Linked DNA regions of Homo sapiens: region 2 is linked to region 1. Evidence: read pairs that join two places in POLR2A ChIA-PET (ENCODE). Cell type or tissue: MCF 10A. All regions are shown on one strand. Each heading gives the region's core, and the rest is flanking DNA. Links, peaks and the distances in the headings are about the cores only. Region 1 overlaps INAVA (innate immunity activator). Region 2 overlaps CACNA1S (calcium voltage-gated channel subunit alpha1 S).

Region 1 (11,759 bases), core at 3,745-11,744:
AGGGGGTAAGAGCAGGAAAGGCACCTCAGCGCCACGATGCAGAGCATGGCTTGCTGACGCATGTTGCCCATCAAAATCTCAGTGGATTCTTCAAGAATTAGTATCTAGAAAGGCCAGGAAACAAACAAACAACAACAACAAAAAAAACAAGAACCCCCCTCAGAGAGAGATGCCAGCCCTCAGGTCCGGGACTTGTCATCCTCATCCCTGAATGACCAACTCCCAGAAGAGCTTGGGTCTTTCTCACCTCAATTTTCTTGGCCAGGATGGCTTTGGGATAGTAATCGTCCATATTGCCGTCTGCTTGGCCATGCACAGCACTACTCAAGGTTTCCACAGCTCTCAGGAACTTCAGCTTGGTGAACTCAGACTAGGACACAATACACAGATTGCTGCCCATAAGCTGGGCTTCAGCCCTTAGGCTCTGCCCACAGGCAGCACCTGAGACCTACACCCCACCCCTGCTCCTCACACCCAGCCCAGATTCCCATCAACTAGGCCAAAGGATGGATTGCTCACTTGATTTTCTCAGTGCAATGTCCCTGTCCCCAGGACTGCTGCTCACCAATGTCTGGCCACCTGTGTAGGGCTCTGGAGGACAGTGGGGCTAAGGATCTCTGACAAAGATCCTTCCTACAGGAAGGGAACTGCAAGATCTAAGCCCTAGACACCCTGTCCAGTGGCCTAGCCACCAAAGATCTGCCCAGTCACGAGGCAACAATGGGCTGAGTATCTGGTGGCTTCCAAGCCAGGGCTGGTACTCAAAACCCAAGGAGGCATAAGCCCTCTTATTTTTTTCTACTTTCCGCCTCAGTTCACACAAAGGTCCAGAGAACTTTCTTACCATATGTTCTTCTTCTAGAAAGTCCACTATGAACTCATAGGCTTCTCTTTCTGATTGGCGCAATCCTGAAAAGGGATGTAGTTGGGGGAGTTTAGCTGATTCCACCAGATGGAACAGGAAGCCAGAGTCATCCTCCCCCTCCCTTCCTGCCCACCAAGAAGGCCCAGAAGCTACCAGGGTCCCCAGAACCAGCTTCTCTAGGCCAATGGAAGCCAAAGTGGAAAGGCCATCATGTGGGGATTAGATAAGAGATTTTCAGCCGGGTGCAGTGGCTCATGCCTGTAATCCCAGCACTTTGGGAGGCCGAGGTGGGTGGATCACCCAAGGTCAGGAGTTCGAGACCAGCCTGGCCAACATGGTTAAACCCCATCTCTACTAAAAATAAAAAATTAGCCGAGTGTGGTGGCATGCACCTGTAGTCCTAGCTACTCAGGAGGCTGAGGCAGGAGAACAGGAGAATCGCTTGAACCCAGGAAGCAGAGGTTGCAGTGAGCCAAGATCGCACTACTGCACTCCAGCCTGGGCAACAGAGTGAGACTCCATCTCCAAAAAAAAAAGAAAGAAAGAAAGAAAAGAAAAAAAAGACTTTCTGCATCAGGTATGGCCCAATGGCCCGGGATGGAAAAACAATTGGGAGGAGACCTTTAAGTCACTCCCAGTGGCCACAAATTTCTAGGGCTGTCCTAGACTGACTTTGAAAGTTTTGATTGCGAATGGACTTGAAACCCCAAGTCAGCCTGGGAGGCTTCTTTGCCAACTAGACTGGCACAGCCTTCAGGGCATGCCTCTCTGAGCCTGAGGGTTGAGGCCAGGAATACAGCCTGTTTGCCCCAAGTGAAGTCGGGAGAAGGTAAAGCAAGAGGAAGGAGCTGGTGACACCACTGGGCTCCAAAGCAGCATGGGACACAGGCCTGAGTTCAAGTTGCTGCTGCCCTCTCACACTGCCCTGCAAGAAAAGCCTCTCAGAATAGGACTTGGACCCAAAGCACGGGAGCTGCACACAATGACCCTGGCACCAAACTGCATGAGTTCCAAGTTCAGCTCCTCTGCTTCATCAGCTCTGTGATCTCCAGCAAATTAAACTCTGTCAACTTTACCTTCCCCATCTGTATGACAGGGAAGATGATACTATCTGTTATTATTTGAGGATTAAATGAACAATGAGTCTTAATACATGTAAGAAGTGACCTTGAGCAAACTAAAATCCCCCAAGCTTCAGTTCTGACATCTTAACCTGGGGATGATCATCACAGTATCTATTATTGTTGTGGATTTAAATAAATTAATATGTGAAAAAAAATTAGAATGCTTCCTGGCATATAGTAGGAAATCAATGAGTGCATTCTTTAGCATACATTTATTGAGCACCTACTATGTAAAAGGACTCTCCTAGACACATCAGGGAACAAAAGAGACAATAATCTTTGCTGTCACAGAGCTTCTTACACACCAGGGAGTTCCTTCATAGGAACTACCCTTCTAAAAGAATTTTTATTTTGTATTTGCCCATTTGGGTTTGTATATACACAGAGGTCAAAGAAAATCTCATTGAATTTAAGTGGGCTTGAAGAACGTGAATGGCAAGCCATTTATATATCTGGTAAGAAAGCATTCTAAGCCAAGGCAACAGCAAGTGTGAAGGCCCAGAGGCAGGATCGTGCCTGGAAAGCTCAAGGAACAGCAAGGAAGCCTGGGTGTCTGGAATGGGAGGAGCAGGGAAGAGTGGTGGGAGGTGAAGGTAAAGCAGTAATGGGGCAGATCATGAGGGACTCGTAGCTTATTGTAAAGACAATTGGCTCTGGGGACAGGAGCCCTGGGCAGGTTTTGAATAAAAGTGGTCTGACTTTGATTAACAACAGCACTCTGGCTGTTCAGCTGAGAATAGATCAGGAGTAGAGGTGGAGAATGGCATGGGGTGTGGGCAGAAGCAAGAGACCAACTGGGAGGTTATGACAATAATACAGAGGTGAGACGGTGGTTCACACCAAGGGAGGTGGTTAGATGCAAATGATCAGATTCTGTATCCATGTTGAGGGTAGAACCAATAGGAATAGTTGATGGCTAGATGTGAGTATGAGAGAGAGAAGTCAAGAATTTTGGCCTTGAGACACTGGAAAGATTGAGTTCCCATTAACTGATGTGGGGAACAGAACAAATTTGCAGTTGGGAATAAAGTTAAGAGTTCAGTTTGGAATATATTAATTTTGAGATGTCTACTAGGCATCAAAGTGGAGATATCAATAGGCAGTCGGATGTAAGAGCCTGGAATTCCAGAACTGCAGATCTGGACTGCAGATACCAATTTGGGAATTGTTGGCATGTAGATGTTATCTAAAGATTTCTCTGCCTGGGTGCAGTGGCTCATGCCTGTAATCCTAGCACTTTGGTAGGCCAAAGTAGGAGAATCACTTAAGCCCAGGAGTTCGAGAACAGCCTGGGCAACATAGTGAGACCTCATCTCTACAAATAACCAAAAATTAGCTGGACATGGTGGCACGCACCTGTACTCCCAGCTACTTGGGAGGCTGAGGTGGGAGGACTGCTTGAGCCCAGGTCATACCTCTGCAGAGAGGTATGATGGTGCCACTGCGTTCTAGCCTGGGTGACAGAATGCGACCATGTCTCAAAAGAAAAAAAAATTATATATATATATATATATATATATATATATAGAGAGAGAGAGAGAGAGAGAGAGAGAGAGAGAGAGAGAGCGTTCTGGCTCTCCTGAACAGCTGTCAGCTAGAGGAGGTGTCACTGAAAGTCTCAGGCAATGTCTTGTTCCTGGCTCAGCTCCAGGCTTCTCAGGGAGGCAGGCCTGAAAAAGCACAGGCATGCAGAGACTAGAGCTGTGACAGGGGTAGCCAGAAGTGGGCAGATGTGTGCCCATTAGGTACACCTCAAGCGAGGGCTTGTGCAATCACCACCACTTCTGAGCACCCACAGTTAATTGAGAGACAGAACCAACTGCTCACCCGGTAAGCTGGACTTCCAAGAGATTTGTAATGTCGATGGTTCAAAGGTTACTCTGTTTGGTTTTCGCTTGTTAGAACTCGGATTCATCTGTACACTTGGGGCAGCAGCCTGCAGCTTGCGATGAGAACAGTGGGCAGGCCTGGTGTAAGATACTCCTTCCTAGGGATACAGCCTCTGCACTCACTCCAGGGGGAAGCTGCAGGAGGCAGACCCTGCCCATTTACCACAAAAGGAATTGGTTGAGTAGGGCCAGTGCCGGGTTCCAGGGTCAGCTTCCCATTTCTTCCCCATGGGAAGATTCGGGACCCTCTGAAGGGCCCTGGTCCCTCCTGATTTGCCTAGTAGTCTTCCATTCTGGGATCTTCCAGCATAGAGAATCTCAGACTCACAGGTGGGCTCCTAGGTCACAGTGGCCATCCCTCTGCCTCCAGGCCAAATTGCCTCTGGGAGTCTTGCTGCTAAAATCCCGAGGTCCCCTCTTCCCAGAGGCTTCTGTCCCCACCCCCTAATTCATAACCTTACTTCTGCCCTATGGTAGGGGAGCTAAGAGCCCCCACATGTCTGCCCCTCCCAGACATGGCCCAGGGAAGCCTGCTGGTGGACCAGGAAGAAACTGCTGTGCAACCTGGTTCTCTCACCGCCCTGCACTTCGGGTCCCCAAACGGGCGCGTCCCATCGCTCACTGCCTTAAAGGGCCTTGCTCTGCCCCTGTGTCCGTCTCTTTTGTATCCCCCCTCTTAGCTGGTCTCTGTCCTGTTGTTGGGAGCTGCCCCTTGGACAGGTCATCCCCTGGGAACTTGCTCACCCTGTTTTCCCCGGGCCTAACTCACCATCGTCTAAAATACAGAATCCAGCGCCCCATTCCCCACAAATAATAGGTCGAAGCGCTCAGGTCTGAGATCAGGATACCCCACAACTTCTCCAGAGACCCTGGAGCCGTCTCCCCTCCCCTACCTTCCCCAAGAATGGAGTGCCCCAGACCCCTGAGGCCCACAGATCCCCGCGGCCCCCAGGGCCGCACCCAGGCAAGGCTGGAGGCGCCCCTTGGGCAGCGAGGGCCGGGGCCCTTCCCCGCCCCTTCCTTGGCTGTGGAGGGAACTGGCGGGAAGGGGGACCCCTTTACCTGACACGCCGGCGCCTCAGGTCCGGGCACAGCCTCTCCAGGGGGCGCTGTGCTCCGGGGCCCTGGAGCGGTCCCTGCAGGGCAAGCACGGAAGTGTCCAAGGTGGCGCTCCCCGCCCCTGGCCTCAGTGGGACCCCAGGCAGCGGAGGGGCTGTGGGCACTCTTGCCGATGGGGGAGGGGCCTGCGGAGAGCCCCGCCTCCTCACCACCCCAAGGAGGGGTCCCAGTCTTCCAGGTATGGGGAAGGGGCTGTTTCTCATGAGCCTGGGCTCCGGGCAGTCAAAGCTCCAGGAATGGCTTGGAGGCGCTGAGCCACCCATCTCTACCCTCTGCCTGGCCAGTGCCCTGTCCTTGGGGAAGTGACTCCCACAGGCCAGCTCCTCAAGCTGAAGAGGCTGTAAGGAGCCTTGACAGGGGTTGTGCTGGCTTCCACCCTGCCCCGGAAGCAGAGAATCTGAGAGCCTCCCTCTACCACCCAACCCATCACACCAGCTCCCCAGGGACCTGGCCAGACCAGCTGGAGGGGCCGGGCAACTTGGCCACCTTGGCGGGCAGCCCAGGGGGCCGGGCTCAGCCTCTGCTCGGGGAAACCTGGCGCGCGCGCGCGCGCACACACACACACACACACACACACACACACACCAAAAAATAAAAATAAATAAAAATAAAAAATCCCTCATCCCCAGCTCAGCCAATCACAAAAAACAGACTTTATTGAAGTATTTAGCACTAAACCCCACACAATTCCAGCTCTGTAGCTGAGGACACAGCCACTTGGCAATGGCACCAGGTGTTATACAAGACCAATAAGTTAATGTAAAGGACGCTTAGGTGTGGAGGGCCAGTGCTCAGCCGTCTCCTGGCTCAGAACAAGGCACTCTGGGCTCCAGTTAGGACACTGAGAGGCCAGGGAAACCAACATGCCCTGGAGAAAGGGGCTTAGAGACAAACCGGAAAAGCACAGCATCCAAGCAGGGTATTCACGCATGGGGGGCAGAGTAGGCCCAAAAGTTGGGGGTTGCTGATGCGGTAAGAGCACAGTGAGAGAAATGCCAGGTGCATCCCTTCAGCCTCCTGCATCCTCCCCCAGGTTCCTTTGATGGGCCATCCTGGGTCTTCCCTTGGCACCCTTGTGCAATCGGCTACATCGTTTTCTTTCCAGTAGAGAGAACTGTGCCTCTTCTAGGTCAGACACCAGAGTTCTTGGAACCTTCTGCTATATTCACAGTCTGTTCCAGTCCAGGTAACATGGGGGCAGAGAGTTCTGCACAGGTGAAGTCAGAACTCAGCTCTCCCTACCTCTCCTAGCCTCAATTCAGTTGCTTTCTCATTGAAGCAGGTCCCCTGACCTGGAAGCAAAGAAGGCCCTAGGATGAGAACCCAGGGACAGCTGGGTGGTCTTAGCACAGGCAGCTTCCAGACTTGCTCCAGTCGCTGCAGCTGGGACAATTAATGAATGCCCCCAAAGAAAATTCAGCATCTCATCAGCCCTTGGGAGTGAGTATGTCCATGTTTGTATAAATAACCACCTTCTCAGAGCAGAAGCATAGCTGGTGGGGGGAGTAGGAACTGTGACTCCCTCTCCCAACCAGAACATGCCACAAAAGTGGTGCCTTTCCAAAACCACTTGTAAAGTATTGGTTTTTGGGACTATGATGAAAAAACGTTAGAAGGGCCAGGTGCGGTGGCTCATGCCTGTAATCCCAGCACTTTGAAAGGCCAAGGCAGGTGGATCACTTGAGGTCAGGAGTTCGAGACCAGCCTGGCCAACATGATGAAACCCCATCTCTACTAAAAATAAAAAATTAGCAGGCATGGTGGTGCTTGCCTGTAATCCCAGCTACTCGGAAGGCTGAGGCAGGAGATTCGCTTGAACCCGGGAGACGGGGGTTGCAGTGAGCCGAAATCTTGCTACAGCATTCCAGCCTGGGCGACAGAGCGAGACTCCATCTCAAAAACAAACAAAATGTTAGAAGGAGCAGTGGGGCTGCAAGCCCTTGAGATGCCCAGAGGTAGCTGTCAAAGGGTGGCTGCTGTCCACTAACCACAAGCATGGACCAGCCCCCAGCCAGACCCCCTGAGGCTACAAACTGTGATGCCACTGACTCAAAGCTCAGGGGTCTGGGAGCCCACAGGGCATAGACAGGGTATAGTGACTGGGTCCCTAAAGAGGATTTAGGGGGTCAGGAAAATAGCAGGGTCTAGCAAGACAATACACCACCGGGATATACTGACCTTTGACCTACCACTTGGTGTGTGCATCACAGAGCACATTAGAAAAGGGGGAAGAGATTCTCCCCCAGCCCAGGCTGGGGTACCCAGAGACCTGGGAAATGGGGGAGAGTCATGTGCATGAGTATGTACCATGTCCAGCCTCCAGCAATAGTGGGACAGGAGGGCCAGGGGCAGTTCCCCAGGGAATTTCTTAGAACCAGAGCACAGAGCGTTGGAGAACTCCCAAGGTGGCTCACTCTGCTTCACTCGTCCCCTGCCACTTGTCTTATATAAGGAGATAGAGGCTGTCAGTCAGACAGGCAAGGCCTTAAGTCCAGTAGGCCAAACTCTGGGGGATAAAACATAATCATATCACAGGGGTATTGAGGACAATCCACATATATAAATCCTTAGGTCAGGGCTTCTGAAAAAAGTCGTGTAAAAAAAAAATAATAAAAGGTCTCAGCTCCAGGTCATCGGCCTGCGATGGGGATGGGGGAGCTGAAAGAGGCACTCAGGGGTGGGGGGGTCTCAGCCCAGCCCCTCTATGAAACAGTTTTTTCCAGCGTGGGGCGCAGAGTTACACCTGGCTGATGATCTCTCCTTTTTCAGGTACAAAGACTTGCACAGGGGCCCCATCAGGCGATCTCCGCAGCACACAAACTGTGGGCACCTGCCAGGGTCAGGAAGAAAGGACAGGTGGGTAAATGAACCAGGCAGAAAAGCGGGGACAGCAGGCACAGTTACACCATCCTTATCCCTTAGGGACACTGACCAGCAGAAGCAGCAGCAGCAGCAGGCCCTGGCACTCAGCCCCTTCCTCCCAGGATGCTCTCTGTTCTTCAGGGACCCCCTTTACACATTTTCCTCCATGTTCTTTTGGGGTGTGACAGGCGCCCTGACCTCCTCCTCCCCCACCTTTCCTGGGCTCACTTCTCATCACCCTCCCTGTCTGGCACGTTGGGATGGGCTGGGTCTATCCAGCCAAGGACAGGCCCAAGCGCGCAGAAAGGGAAAAGCACGTCAGCTGGAGGGCGCGGCCTCGGACCGGGGCCAGGGTGCTGCCAGGCCCAGGATGCCAGCTGCAGTCCAAAGAACCGTGGGTGGGGGAGGGACACGCAGCTGGGTCTGCTGGGAATCTGGGGTCTCAAAGAAGCAGCTTGTTGGTAACTTCTGGAGCACATCACCTGCAGAGCCCTCCGTACCAGGGAGAAAGAATAAAGAAAGGATTCCTGTGTGTGGCTCCCCACTTCCAGAATGAAGAAATAGGGGCCAAGGAAACCAAGGCTGCCACCCTACCCAGTGTCAGGGTGCTCTATCCTATATACTACCCTCCAGCCTGCTCCCTGGCCTCTGTGGCCCCAGATGATAATAATATCACATATCTAGCGCTTACCATGCATTGCTCTAATCATTTCAGCCTCTTGGCAGCCCTATGAGATAGGTACTCTACTACTCTCATTTCACAGGGGAGGAAACACTAGGTCCAAAGGGGTTAAGTAACTTGCCCAATCATACAGCTCGTAAGTGGCAGAACTGGGATTTGAACCTGGTGGTCTAGCTTGAGGGTGGGTGCTCTTAACTCTGATGCCACCCTTCTTCTCGGCTTGGTGGTGAGGAGGGGTGTCAGGGAGGATGCTGATGCCCAGAAAATCACAGGTTCTGGCTTCTGCAACTCATTTCCTACTCTCCCTTTGTCCTAGACCTTCAAATGGAAATCTGAGGGGCTGATTTGGACTGGACTTTTGATTATGAAGAGGCTTATCTGCTTTGTGCATCATCATTTAGGGAGAGAAAAAGTCTCAGCTATCTTCGGGGATCATCTCCACCAGTGTATATGCTCTTGAGCTAGACATGGCAGGCAAAATTAGGAGGTGCCCCAGGGAAGCCAAGAGTGCCTTCCAAAGCCAAGAGGAAATGATTTTTTGGCCTGTTCTTCCTAGACGGGGATTACCCGGCCACTAGGTTGCTGCTTTGATGCCTCTGTACCCTTGGACATACTAGAATTGCAGCCCCTCCCCAACAAAACAGCCCTCCTGCCTGGCCCCGGGGTCCCTCCAGAGCAGCCGTACCTGTGCCCGGGGTCCCAGGGCTCGTCCGAAGCCCTCTCTCCCAAGGGGCAGGCTCCTGACCCGGAAAGCTCCTTGGCGGTCCAGTGAGTGGGGGCGGGTGCTCCGGAGGCGTGCACGCTCGTGCCACCACTTGAGCTCCTCGGACACGGCGGCCTTGCTGAGCCCCCGGCCTGCCGGGCTGTCCTTCAGGGAGGGCGTCCGCACGATGCGGCTGCGGGAGGGCACCAGACGCTGGTAGCGCAGGGGAGTGCCCTCCTCCTCGTAAGCAGGGCCCGGGGCTGCGCGGCGCAGCTCCCACTCGCCAGGCGGCAGGGGGCTCTCAGCCACCACCACGTACCGCCCCGCCGGGAAATAGCCAGGCGGCAGCAGTAGCTTGGGGTGGTGGGCGACCAGCTCTCTGCTGCCGGCTGGGACCCAGGCCCCGCGGTGACGATGGGTCTTGGGAGGGGAGAGAGGCTGCAGAAAGGAGATGTCGGGGCTGCTGCTGCCCGGCGAAGTGGGGTGGGAGATGCTGGAGACGTCAGAGCCACTGTCTTCTGAGCAGGAGTGGCAGGCGGCGTGGGGCAGCGGGGGCTTGGTCGCGGGAAAGCAGGAATCTGGCACTGTCACCGTGTAGTGAGTGGGGCGGCGGCGGGGAAAGGCGCTGCGACCTCGGCCCTCAGGACCCGCCCGGAAGGAATCCACCCTGAAGAGGGAAAGAGAGGCATTCTGAGTGTGGGGGGCAGAAACTCCACACTGGGGTTGGGGCGGGAGGTGGAGTTAAAACAGGTGAGTCCTGCTCTACCTCAAGGCCCAAGCATGGCCCTCGTGCAAGGGTCTTAGGTCAAGTCTCCCAAAGCAAACCAACAAACCCTCTGCCGGGCTGCGTGGGTGCCAACGCATTCCTTCCCTGTGTGCAAAAGTGTTCCTGCTGCATTCACAAGCTTGTGATTCGTGTAAAGTGTGCTACATCAAGTAGCACATTAAGTACTTTTTTTAAAGTACTACATTAAGTACTTTTTTTAAAGTACTACATTAAGTACTTTTTTAAAGTACTACATTAAGTACTTTTTTTAAAGTACTACATTAACTACTTTTTTTAAAGTACTACATTAACTACTTTTTTTAAAGTACTACATTAAGTACTTTCAGCTTAGGTACACCGTGTCCAGTGGCAGATCATCCACAGCATCTGTTCGGTAGGCACTGCCAGGTACCTTACTTGAACGTGTAAAAGCTGTCATGTGGTACCCAGAGCAGTTACCTGCAGCCCAAGACCGGCAGGGGCTGAAATCCAGCCTTCACTTCACTCTACTAATGCACCCAGGTATGGGGCTGTGTCTGCCTTTTCCTAATTTGCACAAAGGCATGGTTTGTAAAATGGCCCTCGTAGCATGTAAAATATAAAATCTATTGCTGTGTGGTGGCGGACGCCTGTAATCCTAGCTACTCAGGAGGCTGAGGCAGGAGAATCGCTTGAACCTGAGAGGCGGAGGTTGCAGTGAGCAAAGATTGCGCCACTATACTCTAGGCTGGATGACAGAGCAAGACTCTGCCTCAAAAAAAATTTAAAAATTAAACAAAATCCATTGCTTTACTTGAGAGCAGTTGTCCCAAGCTGCCCCCAGTTCAGTGCTGCCTGACCAGCCAATTTAAGCTGATGGAGAATTCAGCAGTGCTTTCATGGTGCCCCAGTCCCCATATGGTATGGCCAATACTGCCTGTCAACGCTTAGCCATTTAAACTATTACCAAGTAGCAGATGACTTAGAAAGTAACATACAGTCAATTCTCATTATTTGCAGATTCAGTATTTGTAATTTTCCTAGTTGCTAAACTTTATTTTTAATCCCCAAAGCAATATACACAGTGCTTTCATGGTCATTCTTGGACACTGCAGAAAAGTGACAAATTTGAGTCTCTTTAAGTTCTGAGGTTAAACGAGGCCATGTTCTGCCCTCATGTTTCAGTTCTCATGCTGTAAGTGCACAGTGTCCTTTTTGTGGCATATTTATGTACTGTGTGTGTTTTTGCTTTGATTAGTGATTCTGCTGTTTAAAATGCCCCCAAATACAGTGCCAAAGTGCTGTCTACTGTTCCTCCCTAAGGCATACTGGGAAAAGGCTGTGGTGTGCCTTGTGGAGAAAATATGTGTGCTAGGTAAGCTTCATCTGGGTATGAGTTACAGTGCTGTTGGCCATGAGTTAATGAATCAACAACCCATATTAAGTAAGGTGTCCTTAAGCAGAAACTCACATAACATAAGGTTATATATTAATCAGTTGATGCAAAATGTCGTGACCAAAGGCTCACGGGAACCTAACCCTATATTTCCCCAGGGGCAAGGGTTCAGTATTTGCTAATTCAGGATTTGCGTCAATTTTACTTTATAGAACATAACTACCACAGATAATGAGAATCAACTGTGCATCAATTGAAAAAGTGAGTTGCCTATTGTCAGTGACCAATAATAATCTACCAGCACAAGGAAACATGGCAAGGGTAGAAAATTTGAATCAAGTTATGCAAAAAGACAAAACTAGAGTCTTTGGAAG
Region 2 (8,313 bases), core at 1-8,000, 140 kb before region 1:
GTGGAGTGACTGGGCCTCCCTGCCACAGGGGCTACTACTACGTGTACAAGGACGGGGACCCCATGCAGATAGAGCTGCGTCACCGCGAGTGGGTACACAGCGACTTCCACTTCGACAATGTGCTCTCAGCCATGATGTCCCTCTTCACGGTCTCCACCTTCGAGGGATGGCCTCAGTGAGTGATGGCTGGGGCCTAGGTCCCTCATGGACATGGTCAGGTAGGACCAGGCAGCCAGCCTGCCCTTCTGCAGCCCCCACGGTGCTACTGCTACCTGTGGCAGGCGTCCAACAAACCCACCAACTCTCTGATGGTTTGATGGTATGTTGACTGGTCACTCCAAAGTAGGCCTGACCAGGGGTCTCTGACAAAATGCACGCAGTCCCCCATAGGTGTATGCCTCTCTGCCCACAGGGCAGATTGTTAATACTGATTGATTAGGGATAGATGGGGCAACCTCTTGAAAGGCAGGGCCATTCCAGGATTGGGTCTGGTCTTTCCTGGCGCCGACCTAACTCCTGTCCCGTAACTTGATTGTTGAGAAGGCTCTCTTGGCTCTCCACAGCCAGTGGGATAAAGCCCATCCTTCCCAGCCTGACTCTCTGCCTTGTCACCCCACCCAGTCTGTCCTCTCTTCTCTGCCCACCCCCAGGCTGCTGTACAAGGCCATAGACTCCAATGCGGAGGACGTGGGTCCCATCTACAACAACCGTGTGGAGATGGCCATCTTCTTCATCATCTACATCATCCTCATTGCCTTCTTCATGATGAACATCTTTGTGGGCTTCGTCATTGTCACCTTCCAGGAGCAGGGAGAGACTGAGTACAAGAACTGTGAGCTGGACAAGAACCAGGTGCCTGGGCTGCCTGCCAGAGGTGGAGGGCAGAGCTCCAGCAGGCCTCCTGCTGGCCCAAGCCCTAGGTTCAGCCAGGGAAGAGAGGCCTAAGGGTGACCCCAGAACCTGCATTTGATGCCAAGCCCTAGCCTCCATGCACCCTACCCTATCTCCAAACTGAAGCAATACAAGTTGGTAGAGTGGGTCTTCTTGTGGAACCTCATGATGCCCAGAGAAAGGAAGCCCTTCAGACCCACAGTCTAGTCTATAGCACCCATGGGAATGGGCTGTGATAACTCAAGGGGAACCCAAAGCCCAACAGGATTATTCCCCTAAACAGTTCACAGTCCTCAGCCACAGCCCCTGGCCACAGCTGCTCCTGACTTGCCCGTCAATCCCATGGATGTGGGTGTGGAGAGGGAGGGAGGGGCCTCTTGGTGCTGACCTGTCCTGTTGTATGTGTCACAGCGCCAATGTGTACAGTATGCCCTGAAGGCCCGCCCACTGAGGTGCTACATTCCCAAAAACCCATACCAGTACCAGGTGTGGTACATTGTCACCTCCTCCTACTTTGAATACCTGATGTTTGCCCTCATCATGCTCAACACCATCTGCCTCGGCATGCAGGTAAGGGCTCCCCAGGAGAAAAATGTCTGATCAGACTGGGACCTGGGCCTTGGGTAGGGCAGGATGAGTAGGGCAGGATAGCCAGGATTCCCCCCAGTAGACATTTCTTGTGCACTGTGTGCTGAGGTGCTACATGGAATACAGAAGTGAACTGCGCACAGGCCTTGTCACCAGGCACTTATGGTTTATTAAGGAGGTAATTCAAGCATAAAAATAGTACGGTAATTCTGCAAACAGGAGATAGCTACCACAGAAGGAGGAGAAAGTGTGGGAAGTAGAAAGTGCTTTCTCTGTTTTTCTTCTGCTGTTGCAAATCTGGATGGTTGAGTTGGCTGGAATCTTGGCTCTGGTCCCAAGAAAAATGGGTTTAGTATTTGCAAAACAGATGTCTCTCTTGGGAGTTGAGCACCCTTTATAGACAATATCATAATTAGCAGCATCGTTATCAAGCCTCGATTAAGCATCTGATTCCTTAAGCCCTGTATAAATAGGATGGTGTAACTAGGCTCCCTGCTCCTAGAAGCCCAAGACACACCCAATGATAAGAACACACACTGCTAGGTCATGGTGATATGGAAAGACAATCACTGAGCCAGGAGGCCCAGGTCGCAGAGGATCATCAGCACTGGCTTGTGTTTGGGGCTGAGTCAGGCAGCAGAATTGGGCAGTCCTGCCAAGGCAGGGCAGGGTGGAGGCAGCCATCAGATCCTCCCAAACTACCTGGAAGGTTTTGTGGAAGAGGTAGAATTTCATCCACTTTCTAATAAAAGGGTAAGAGATCCCTGGGAAAACTTACAAGGAAGTAGATTTAAGGAGGGTCATAGTGGTAGGTGACAGGGGCCTCACCATCATGCCTCATAATCACTGGGGGTGGTGTGCAGACACAGTAAGCTTGGTGAGCTCTCAGTTTCCCACTAGTAGCCAGTGATAACATGGACTATGGAATCCAGGGGTCTTCTTTCCCAGTCCTGTACCCAAATGACTAAACAGAACCTGTTACAGAGCCCTGCCTGGACGACCTGCCATCCTGGTCCTCCCAAAGCAGATATGTAAATGAGCTTTGGCCTTGCAGCCCTGCATGTAAATGAACGCACTCAGCAGGACTTGGAATTGGAGCCCCTCCCCTTCTGTGTTATCTCTTTTGTGGTGGTGGGGTAGGGGGAGGGTGTTCATAAAATTTGGCGGAACTCAGGGGATTGCTAAAGCAGCTTCTAGTTTTCTGAGCTAAAACAAAGTGAGCAGGGGGCCCAAGAAAGGGTTGGGGGCTTCCCAGGAAGAGGCAGGGGCTCTGGGAATGCAATCTACAGGGTGGGCAAACCCGGCCCCCCTGACCCACTGCTCCTGTGTCCCCTCCACAGCACTACAACCAGTCGGAGCAGATGAACCACATCTCAGACATCCTCAATGTGGCCTTCACTATCATCTTCACCCTGGAGATGATCCTCAAGCTCATGGCCTTCAAGGCCAGGGTGAGTGTGGGGGCCACCGGGCCAGATGAGAAGCTGGGGCTGGTGGGTGGGACCTTCCAGTGGAACATCCACCCCCATCCCTCATCCTATCAGGGCTCCTTTGCCCAGCACTTCTGCTCCCAACTTGCTCACCCCTTTGCCCACTTCCACCTTCAGACACAGGGCAGGCAGATCTTCATGCAGCCAGAATTGACAATGACAGAAAGACTCTGGGCGCCTCTTCCTTGGAGCTTCTCTTACATTCTCGCCTGCTCTGAAGTTTCTGAAGAACAGTCCCAGGGCTGGGGGAAAATCTTGCCTTGTCTCTTTCGTTCTCAAGTCCATTGCCATGGTTCCCAGCACAGCCCTGTCAGTTCCGCACTGTCAAGCCCCAGATAGGATGTTCAGTGGGGTTCAGGGGATGAAAGAGATCTCTATCTGGACCAGGACCCCAAATCCTGAGTTCCCAACAATTCTCCCCTCCCCCCCACCACTACTTTCTGCTCTGGAGGAAGGGAACTAAAGAGCAAAGGGGAGAGGAGTGTTGGAGTTGGGGGAGCCCACTGGAGCACCAGTGGGAGGTGGAGTCATGGGCACCCCACCTTGGCCTAACCCGCAGCTCCGCATTAGCTCGGGTGGGACACTGTCCTCTGCCAGCAGCCAGAGCTCCTTCCTCCCAAAGCTCACCCCCTCGCTTTCCCATCCTTTTCCTTCCCAGGGCTACTTTGGAGACCCCTGGAATGTGTTTGACTTCCTGATTGTCATTGGCAGCATCATTGATGTCATCCTCAGTGAGATCGACGTGAGTATCAGGCAGGCAGAGCCATCACTAGGGTGGGCCCAAGAGCATGTGTTCAATCCACAGATATTTGTGGGGTGCCCACTGTGTGTACAACATGGAACCCCAGGGGTTAAAAAGATGGAATGACAAGTCACGGCTTCTGCCCTCAAGGAACTATCATCCTGCTGGGCAGAGAGGTAACTCAGATACCAGGGGGACACAATGGGTGTACCTACTACACTATCAAAGGCAAGAGCTGTAACGGAAAGGAAAGTCGTCTCTGGGTGGGGTGGTCAGAGAAGGCTTCATGGAGGTGGTGCCATCTGCCTGAAGGAAAGGGAGGTGGTGACTGGAGCTGGAGAGGAGAGCAAGCACCTCAGGCAGGGCTACTGTAGGAGAGGCACAGCGCAGGAAATGCAAAGAAGGTTCAGGGCATGCTGAGTGGTCCAGTTTATTGGAAGCATAAGAACATGCAGAGAAGAGAACAGAGAGGGCAAGGCTGGAGAGCTAAGCGGTGAGAGTGGGCTTCAGCTTTATGGAGCAGGCAGTGGGAAGTCACTAAAGGTTTTTAAACAGGGCAGTGGGAGGATTAGAGTCCTACTTCTTTTTTAAAAAATATGTTTTTGAAATATAGAGATGGAGTCTCCTCGTGTTGCCCAGGCTGGTCTCCAAGTCCTGGGCTCAAGTGATCCACCTGCCTCAGCCTCCCAAAGTGCTGGGATTACAGGTGTGAGCCACCGCGCTGAGCCCTTAGAGCCCTGCTTCTAAAAAGCTAACCTGGAGATGAGCAACAGGAAGTGAGGATGACTAAAATTAAGAGACCCAGTTAGAAGACTCACTCATTTATTTCTCAAATATGTACTGAGTACCTCCCATGTGCCAGGCATGATTCTTGCTGCCTGAGATACAGCAGTGAACAAAATTGTGGAACAAACTGGCAATAAATAAATCAATCTCTAATATGACAGGTATGACAAGTACATAGTATTATACAGAAACATAAAGGGAGTTAGAGGCTTAGAGTGGAAGAGAATGGGAGGGTGGTGTCCATATGACACTGGAGCAGAGGCCTGAAGAAAGCAAGGGCATGAGCCATGCCAGAACGGGGGCCAGAGTGTTGGCAGAACACGACAGCAGTGCAAAGGCCCTGCAGCAGGATGGTGCTTGCTGAGTTTGAGGAAGAGCAGGAGGCCCTTGTAGCTGGAGGAGAGAGTGGTGGAGATGAGGTAAGAGAGAGAAGGCAGGGGCCAGATCATCTAGGCCCTTGAAGGCCATGGTTATGATCTTGGATTTTATTCTGAGGGAGATGAGAACCCTTTGGAGGGTTTAAGTGTGAACAGACTTTAGTTCTAAAACAATCACTGTGGCTGCTGTGTTGCGAACAAACTAAACTGTAGGGGACAAGAGGGCTGACCCAGCGAGAGCAGTCAGGGGGTTCCCGCAGTGATCCAGGTGAGAGGCGATGGGGGCCGGGGCTGGCTGTGGAGGCTGTGAGAAGGGATCAGTGTCTGGATCTATTTTGAAGGTTGAGCTGACAGGAAGGCTCCCAGAATCTGGACCAAGGGGATGAGGGTTTGGAGGTGGAATGAGAAACAGCAGCAGGACCTGCCTTATGAAGGGGATGAAAGGAGCAGGGAGGCAGTTCCAGCCAGAGAGGTCCACATTCAAGACCTTAGAAGCCGATCCCTCCAGAGGCTGCCTTGCCAGGGGTCTGTAGCTGAAGGTTGCTGCAACGAAGGAGGGTGGAGAAGATCCGAGAGTCAGAGGCCAAAATCAAAAAACAGTTGCCCAAGTGGCATCCTGGGAGGGACACAGTGGAAAAGAGAGAAAGATGAGCATTCTTCTTTCTGAGCCATGGTGGGATGTCACCCAAGGGCTGGCTGATCTGACCACGAGGGATCCCAGCAGGGGACTGGTCCCAAAGCTAGGGGCTCACCCATGCATAGGGCTTTCTTCTGAACTGCCCACTGCTCAACAGAAAGCCCTTAGGCTGTGCCAGCCTGTGGGGTGAACCTTAGGGTGAGTTGGGTATAGGGGTGGAAGGATCAGCACTGGGGATGCCTGAGGTGGGGTGTGGGTGAGAGGAATGGCTGAGGAAAAGTCTGGAGTCTCTGAGGAAGGAGCCCTCAGCTGAGGCTGAGCTCTGGCAGGGAGTAGGGACTTGGCTGTCACATCGTCTGTCTGATGTGCTAGGGGAGGGCCAGGGTGGGAACCCTGTTCACCCTCCATGCACAGAACAGACGGTGACAGACAACCCCATCTGCTCAGATCCCCTGGGGGCGCTGAGCTAGCGAGGGGCAGGGTGGGCTCTGAGCAAAACCAGTGTGTGTGTGTGTGTGTGTGTGTGTGTGTGTGTGTCTGTCTGTCTGTCTGTCTGTGTGTGTGTGTTGTGTATTTCCATCCACACTCAGTTTTTGCTGGGAAATAGTATCCCAAAAGCCTCCATGGTTTGACAGCAGCACTTCTCACCAGCACAGCCAGAACAGAGAAATCTAAACAGCCAAAATAAACAGCCCAAACTAAAAATAGTTACTTCTTAAAATCTGAGGTCTGTGTAGCGGAAGCCTGGATATATCAAAACAGTGTCTTTGGTGGTGGAGGCCAGGAGGGTGTCACTGGTTTTTATTTGATTTTTAGCAGATGTCCCTTACCAGTAGTGTTTGCTTAAAGTCACGTGAAGATTGATTTACATACCTGATGTACAAACCAGGGAAAGGACTAGGGGAGCACATTGGTTAGAACTTTCTGCAAGGACAGAAATGGTCTGCCCTGTCCAATAGAGTAGCCACTAGCCACACATGTCTACTTGTCACTGGAAAGGTGGCTAGAGGAACTGAGGAACCAAATTTCTGGTTTTATTCAATTTTCATTGTAATTCAAATAGTCACATGTGGCTAATGGCTACCATATTGGATAGCACAGGTATAGAACACTGGTCGTCATCCTTGCTTGCATATGAGAATCACCTGGGGTGCATTTAAACTTCTGAAGCCAGGCCCCATCCCCTAGAAGCTGACTTAATTGACCTAAGTGCAGACCCAGCAAAGGTATATGTGTTTTTCGAGTTCTTCAGGTGATTCTGACATACAGCCAGGGTGGAGAACCAGTGGTCCAGGGAAAATCTGCCCCAGGGAAAATCTGTTGTTTAATGAGAAGACCAGTATGCCAGGGATCAGTCTACCTGTGGATAATTGGAAGATAAAACAATGACTTCTTTTGACCCAGGGCTGCAGAACAAGGGCTTCTCATGAAGTGTGGCCCAAGGGAGTAAACAGGAAGAAATTGCTCCCACACACCTACCCACCTGCTCTTCAAGAGCCCGAATACTGAGATAGAAGCCTTGGTCCCAGGTCCAGTCCTGGACAGAGAAACATCTGCTGTGGGGATTTCAGACTCCCCCAGAGGAGCTGTGCCCCTGGGAGATGGGACTTCCACAGGGGCCCGGACCCTGGCCTCAGGGCACTATGGATGTGAATCCATTTACAATGAGCAGGCATCTTCCAATGCGCCTTCATTAGGGACGTCCCCAGCATCACATAACCCAAACACATAAGAAAAACCCAAACCCTTGCCACCCGTAGCTGCATCTCCAAAATGAGAAGGGATCTGTCTGTGTCCAGCCTTCCCTCCCCTTCTTATTTCCTTGTCCCCCACCTCTTGCCTCACAGTTCCCACAGAGCTTCAGTCCTCACTCCCACCCACCCCGCCCCTGATTGGCAGCCATGTGGGGTCTTTAGCCCCTGCCTCTTTTTCTCTTTAACTCTTCTGTGTGTCTGTCCTTTCTGACACGTCTCTTCACCTCCCTCCCACATGTCCCTCCTCCTCTCTCTCCTCTCCTTCCCCTCCCTTCGTCTCTTTTCTCCACAGACTTTCCTGGCCTCCAGCGGGGGACTGTATTGCCTGGGTGGAGGCTGCGGGAACGTTGTAATTTCAGGCTGCACGAGCCTGCCTGGCACGCTCACCAGCTCCTGCCCTGCCACTTGCATGCATGGGCCTGGCTGCGTGGATTGCATGGGGTGGATCAGCACTCAGGGCTCCCTCCCCAGGGCAGGCCCTGCTGAGGACCCAGGCTAGGCTCGGGTGGGGGCAGAGGCTCTGCAGTCAAGTGTGCATGGATATAGCGGCTTCCTCAGAGCCCTGGGAGATGGAGTGCGGGTTCTCTCTGGCACCCTCTATGCAGATGGAAACACAGTCCAGAGAGAACTGTGATCGCTGGCAAAGGACCTTAGTGACAGTTCATTGGGCACAAGGCCTTTGAGGACACAGGAAGCAGAGCAGGGGCAGCTCTCCCCTTCCAGAGTATTTCGTGTATCTAAGGCTGGCACAAGATTAGAGGCTTGCCTGGCTTAGAACAGCCGTGTGCAGGGTGGGAGTGATGGGGAGTAGCCACATTGAGTTTGTGGCAATAGAGCAGCCAAGCTTTGGGAAATCTTTGCACTGGGAGGACGCCAGGGGAGGAGCCCTAGGAGGGCCACCAGGGTCCTCGACTCAGTGGCAGCTTGAGGAGATTGTGAGATGTGCAGCAGGTCCCAGAGGGCAGGCAGTGGGCCTGGGTGCAGCCACACCCCAGGGCAAATCCCTGCCACTGCTCCCAAGTGTGGGCTTCACCACGCTGCCTGGTGC

Evidence for each region. Peaks named below come from ENCODE experiments on the same cell type or tissue, not always from the same donor. Only the 100,000 strongest peaks of a DNase experiment are listed, where the experiment ranks them.
Region 2: POLR2A ChIA-PET joins it to region 1 with 5 read pairs; 2 of 35 experiments call an interaction of 5 or more read pairs at or near these places.

The regions. Positions count from the first base shown.
Region 1 is chr1:200,909,605-200,921,363 of GRCh38, reverse strand. It overlaps INAVA (innate immunity activator), which reads right to left. Exons shown (of 10, transcript NM_001142569.3): 9 at 9,227-9,911; 10 at 5,622-7,827. The coding sequence ends at 7,735. Among named protein-coding and RNA genes, the nearest start is that of INAVA, 21 kb to the right of the region's middle. In MCF 10A, for the core only: a CTCF peak has its summit at 4,992 (motif pointing right); a DNase peak (open chromatin) is centred at 8,143.
Region 2 is chr1:201,053,806-201,062,118 of GRCh38, reverse strand. It overlaps CACNA1S (calcium voltage-gated channel subunit alpha1 S), which reads left to right. Exons shown (of 44, transcript NM_000069.3): 24 at 29-175; 25 at 651-852; 26 at 1,303-1,461; 27 at 2,820-2,930; 28 at 3,628-3,711; 29 at 7,558-7,614. Among named protein-coding and RNA genes, the nearest start is that of KIF21B, 34 kb to the right of the region's middle. RefSeq lists a silencer at 2,811-3,017 and enhancers at 2,429-3,182, 4,512-4,631, 8,145-8,313. In MCF 10A, for the core only: no CTCF peak of the experiment used is centred there; no DNase peak of the experiment used is centred there.